Regions from separate parts of the Homo sapiens genome. Here region 2 is linked to region 1. Evidence: read pairs that join two places in POLR2A ChIA-PET (ENCODE). Cell type or tissue: PC-9. All regions are shown on one strand. Links, peaks and the distances in the headings refer to the core of each region. The heading gives the core; the rest is flanking DNA.

Region 1 (2,911 bases), core at 301-2,800:
CAGGAGAACCACTTGAACCTGGGAGGCGGAGGTTGCAGTGAGCTGAGATTGTGCCACTGCACTCCAGCCTGGCAACAAGAATGAGACTCTGTCTCAAAAGAAAAAAAAAAAAAAATTCGTGTTAGTACTGATAGGAAATAGTCATCTGTTTTGTTGTTTTGCCACTTTCTTTCTTGTTGCCTAAGTCTCTGTTTTGGGTTTTGGACATTGGTTTCCTTTATAAGAATTAAGACAAAAGTATGTAAGGTTTTTTTTTTTGTATTTATAGTACTTAGCCAAATTCTGGGCTCATAATAAGCACTCAGTAAAGGCATGTTGACTTTTATGGCTGTAAATGATACTGGCTTTGAGTCAATATAAATTAGTTAGGGGGTTCACAGAATTGAATTGCAGCATTCTCTGGTTGGGAGGTTGGCTTTCAGCTAAAAACGTTAAGTTGGAAACTATCCTCACAACTAGAAGCAGTTAACCAGAAGCTGTTCCTGCCTCTATCCTCCTCCAGTCTAGCAGTGTACTGTCCTTGAAAAACTGCTGCCAGCTCAGCTTTTTTGCTTCTTTTCAGAACTGACTATATCCAGATCCTTGGTGTGCGTTTTCTTTTCCTGTCCCTAGGAGTCTCCAAGTTGCAGGGACTATCATTATGGTGACCCTTATAGGCTGGTGTATTTATATGGCCATCCTCATTTTGCCAGATAGCCGTCATACTCAGATTGGTGTCTTCCCATAATACGTATGAATCATTTTCCCTCAGTTCTTTCTTTTGTCCTGTCTGCTCCATTAAAAATTGTCTATCCCATGAAATTTTTAAAAGAGACTTTGTGCTTTTAGAGTCGCAAGGTCGTTGCAGATCTGATGTGTTTAACTATAGAGGTCAGCTGGGTGTGGTGGCTCACGCCTGTAATCCCAGCACTTTGGGAGGCTGAGGTGGGTGGATCACGAGGTCAGGAGTTCAAGACCAGCCTGACCAATATGGTGAAACCCCATCTCTACTAAAAATACGAAAGTTAGCCAGGCGTGGGGGTGCACGCCCGTAGTGTAGTCCCAGCTACTCAGGAGGCTGAGGCAGAAGAATCGCTTGAACCCAGGAGGCGAAGGTTGGAGTGAGCCAATATCATGCCACTGCACTCTAGCCTGGCGACAGAGCAAGACTCCATCTCAAAAACAAACAAACAAAAAAATATAGAAGTAATGTGTTAATGGACTCTCCTTCCTTTCTCAGGTACCATGCATTTCACGGTGGCCTTGTGGAGACAACGCCTTAACCCAAGGAAGTGACTCAAACTGTGAGAACTTCAGGTATGGTGTCATCCTGTGAGAGAAATTGGGGGCAAGAGTGATGCAGAGGCCAAGCTCTGGTCTTATACCTGCTGTGAGGAGAGAGCAGTGTTGATGCTAGCTGCATCAGTTGGTTGAACATATAGGCAGCTTCACTTGGTTCTGAAACCCAAAGCTGCCTCTGCAGGGATTAGCCTGTGAGCCACACTGTGCTCTTAATTTGGGTTTTCTGACTTTTCTGTTTTTGTAGATCCCTTATACATATGCATACTTTTTCTATTTGTGTTGTTTTATACACGTTTATCTCTGTATACTATCTAGACATGTGCATGTGTAGGATTAAGAGGTGGGTAATGAAAAAGAAGACAACATGGCCAGGTGCAGTGGCTCATGCCTGTAATTCCAGCACTTTGTGGGGCGAAGGTGGGAGGATCACTTGAACCCAAGAGTTTGGGACCAGCCTGGACAACATGGCGAGACCCTGACTCCACACAAAATAAAAAAAAATCAGCTGGTGTGGTGGCGTGTACCTGTAATCCTAGCTGATTGGGAGGGTGACATGGGAGGATCACTTGAGCCAGGAGGTTGAGGCTGCAGTAAGCCATGATCACGCCACTGCACTCCAGCCTGGGTGACAGAGTGAGACCCTGTCTCGGAAAAAAAAAAAAAAAAAGACAACATGGTTCAGTGCAGAAAGAATAGAGGACTTGGAAAGAAAAGATCTGGGTTCCGATTTGATTTTGCCACTGACAAGCTGTGTGACTTTCGGCGAGTTATTTAATCTTGCCAGACCTCAGTTTATACATCTGTAAAATAGGTAAGTATTGATTCCTGTCTCCATCCCTGGCATTGTTGTGTGGATCAAATAAAATAATACCTATTAAATCTTTAGAAAAGGAAATGAATTCATGACTTAAAATGTTATCTTGGCCAGGCACGGTGGCTCATACCTGTAATCCCAGCACTTTGTTTGGGAGGCCAAGGTGGGCGGATCACTTGAGGTCAGGAGTTTGAAACCAGTCTGGTCAACATGGTGAAACTCCATCTCTACTAAGAATACAAAAATTAGCAGGGTGTGATGTCATGTGCCTGTATTCCCAGTTACTTGGGTGGCTGAGGCAGGAGAATCATTTGAACCCAGGAGGTGGACACTGCAGTAAGCCAAGATCGTGCCACTATACTCCAGCCTGGGCAACAGAGTGAGAGTCTGTCTCAAAAAAAAAAAAAAGAAAAGAAATGTTATCTAGATCCACAAGGTGAGAGAAGTTGAGAGTAGTATTGTGAAGGAAAACATGAGGACAAGACAGATCACTTTAAAAGGTCAGGAGAGAAGGAAGACTACTGGGTAAGAAAAAAAAAGTAGAACATAAAGTTAAGCAGTAAGAGAATAGGGAGTGAATGAAGTTGAGCAGGTGAATTGTTAGATAAGAAAGCTGAGGCTGGGCGCGGTGGCTCACGCCTGTAATTCCAGCACTTTGGGAGGCCGAGGCGGGTGGATCACGAGGTCAGGAGATCGAGACCATCCTGGCTAACAAGGTGAAACCCCGTCTCTACTAAAAGTACAAAAAATTAGCCGGGTGTGGTGGCGGGCGCCTGTAGTCCCAGCTACTCAGGAGGCTGAGGCAGGAGAATGGTG
Region 2 (2,911 bases), core at 273-2,772, 130 kb after region 1:
TTCTGTAGTAACCACTGTTGCACTTTGTACTTCTATGAGATCGGCTTTCTTAGCTTTCACGAGTGACAGCATGTAGTATTTATCTTTTTGTGCTTGGCTTATGTCACTTAAAACGTCCTCCATGTTCATCTATGTTGTCATAAATGACAGAATTTTGCTTTTTTAAAAAATGTCTGAAGTATTCCAGTTTGTTTATACACCACATTTTCTTTATCCGTTTACCTGATTATGGACACATAAGTTGATTCCCTATCTTGGCCCTTGTGAATGGTGCTGCAGTAGACATGGGAGTGCAGATGTCTGTTCGACATACTGATTTCCTTTTCTTTAGATGAATGCCCCATAGTGGGATTGCTGGATCATATGGTTGTTGGGCGGCTGAGATGGGTGGATCTCTTAAGGCCAGGAGTTTGAGATCAGCCTGGTCAACATAGTGAAACCCTGTCTCTACTGAAAATACTAAAAAAAAAAAAAAAAAAAAAAAAAAATTAGCTGAGAGTGGTGGTACACGCCTGTAATCCCAGCTGCTTGGGAGGCTGAGGCACAACAATTGCTTGAAACTGGGAGGCAGAGGTTGCACTCTAGCCTGGGTGACAGAGCAATACTCTGTCTCAAGAAGTTAAGAAGAAGAATTTACATCCCTGCCAACAGTATATAAGAGTTCCTCTTTTTCCACATCCTTGCCAGCATTTGTTATTTTTTAATCTGTAACAGTTATTCTAACTGAGGTGAGATGATAGTTCATTGTGGTTTTGATTTGCATCTCCCTGATGATTAGTTATGTTTAACATTGTTATTTTGAGAGATATCTATTTAGCTCATATCCCATTTTTTAATGCATTGTTTTTCTTCTTTTTTGCTGTTGAGTTCTTGTATATTCTGGATATTCTTTGTTGGATGAATTGTTTGCATATACTTTCTCCCATTCTGCAGATTGTCTCTACACTGTGTTGATTGTTTCCTTTGCTATGCCAAAGCTTTTTAGTTTCATATAACCCAATTTGTCTATTTTTATTTTTGTTGCCTGTGCTTTTTATGTCCTCTTTATAAAATCTTGGCTCAGGGCCAGGTGTGGTGGCTCGTGCCTGTAGGCCCAGCACTTTGGGAGGCCGAGACGGGTGGATCACCTGAGGTCGGGAGTTCAAGACCAGCCTGACCATGGAGAAACCCTGTCTCTACTAAAAATACAAAAATTAGCTGGGCGTGGTGGCGCGTGCCTGTCATCCCAACTACTCAGGAGGCTGAGGCAGGAGAATCACTTGAACCCAGGAGGCGGAGGTTGAGGTGAGCCGAGATCGTGCCATTGCACTCCAGCCTGGGCAAGAAGAGCAACACTCCATCTCAAAAAAAAAAAAAAAAAAGAAAAGAGAAAAGAAAAATCTTTGCTCAGACCTGTGCCCTGAAGCATTTTTCCTGTTTAATCCATTTTGAGTTGATTTTTGTACGTTATGAGAGAAAGGGGTCTACTTTCATTTTTAGCATATAGATTTCTGTTATTCCAGTACCATTTATTGAAGAGAGTGTCCTTTCCCCCAATGATTGTTCTTTTTTTTTGAGACAGAGTCTCACTCCGTTGCCCAGGCTGGAGTACAGTGGCGAGATCTCGGCTCCCCACAACCTCCGCCTCCCAGGATCAAGCAATTCTCTTGCCTTAGCCTCCTGAGTAGCTGGGATTGCAGGCACGCACCACCACACCTGGCTAGTTTTTTTATTTTTAATAGAGATAGGGTTTCTCTATGTTGGTCAGGCTGGTCTTGAACTCCTAACCTTGTGATCTGCCTGCCTCAGCCTCCCAAAGTGCTGGGATTACAGGCATGAGCCACTGTGCCCAGCCAATGATTGTTCTTAGTGTCTTTATTGAAAATCAGTTGGATGTAAATATGTGGGTTTGTTTCTGGGTTCTCTCTTCTGTTCCACTGGTCTATGTGTCTGCTATTATGCCAGTACCATGCTGTATTGGTTACTATAGCTTTGTTGTATATCTTGAAGTCCAGTAGTGTGATGCCTCCAGCTTTTTGTTCAGAATGGCTTTGGCTATTCAGGATCCTTTGTAGTTCAGTATGAGTTTTAGGATTGTTTTTTCTATTTCTGTGAAGAATGTCATTGGTTGTTTTTGTTTTTGTTTTTGTTTTTTGAGATGGAATGTATCACTCTGTCACCCAGGCTGGAGTGCAGTGGCACATTCTCAGTTCACTGCAACCTCTGCCTCCCGGGTTCAAGTGATTCTTGTGCCTCAGCCTCCCAAGTAGCTGGGATTACAGGCATATGCCACCACACCCAGCCACTTTCTGTATTTTTAGTAGAGATGGCATTTCGCCATGTGACTGGTCTGGTCTTGCACTCCTGAACTCCGGTGATCCGCCCACCTTGGCCTCCCAAAGTGATGGGATTACAGGCATGAGCCACTACACCCAGCCGTCATTGGTATTTCTGTAGGGATTGCATTGAATCTGTAGAAATTTTTAATAGTACGGTTATTAGTGGAGTATTAATTTTTCAACCCATGAACATGGGATGTCTTTACATTTTTTGTGTGTTTTCTTCAGTTTCTTTTGTCAGTGTTTTATAGTTTTTGCTGTAGAGATCGTTCACCTCCTTGGTTAAATTTATTTCTAGGTTTTTGTTGTTTGTAGCTATTGTAAGTAGGATTGCTTTCTTGATTTCTTTTTCTTCTAGTTTGTTGTTTTATAGAAACGCTGCTGATTTTTGTATGTTGATTTTGTATCCTACAACTTTACTTAATGTGTTTATCAGTTCCAATAATTTTTTATTGGTGGAGTTTTTAAGGTTTTCTGTATATAAGGTCATGTTGTCTGCGAACAGGTATAGTTCAACTTCTTCCTAATTCTGATGCCCTTTATTTCTTTCTCTTATCTAATTGCTTTGGCTGGGACTTCCAGCAGTTTGTTGA

The links. ChIA-PET counts read pairs that join two places held together with the same protein. Peaks named below come from ENCODE experiments on the same cell type or tissue, not always from the same donor. Only the 100,000 strongest peaks of a DNase experiment are listed, where the experiment ranks them.
Region 2: POLR2A ChIA-PET joins it to region 1 with 9 read pairs; 8 of 35 experiments call an interaction of 5 or more read pairs at or near these places.

What each region holds. Positions count from the first base shown.
Region 1 is chr20:34,368,175-34,371,085 of GRCh38, forward strand. It overlaps ITCH (itchy E3 ubiquitin protein ligase), which reads left to right. Exons shown (of 25, transcript NM_031483.7): 2 at 1,220-1,296. Among named protein-coding and RNA genes, the nearest start is that of ITCH, 6.4 kb to the left of the region's middle. RefSeq lists enhancers at 928-977, 1,008-1,057. In PC-9, for the core only: no CTCF peak of the experiment used is centred there; a DNase peak (open chromatin) is centred at 1,267; H3K4me3 peaks cover 530 bases; H3K27ac peaks cover 2,500 bases.
Region 2 is chr20:34,495,461-34,498,371 of GRCh38, forward strand. The region is part of intron 23 of ITCH (itchy E3 ubiquitin protein ligase); the gene reads left to right. Among named protein-coding and RNA genes, the nearest start is that of DYNLRB1, 20 kb to the right of the region's middle. In PC-9, for the core only: no CTCF peak of the experiment used is centred there; no DNase peak of the experiment used is centred there.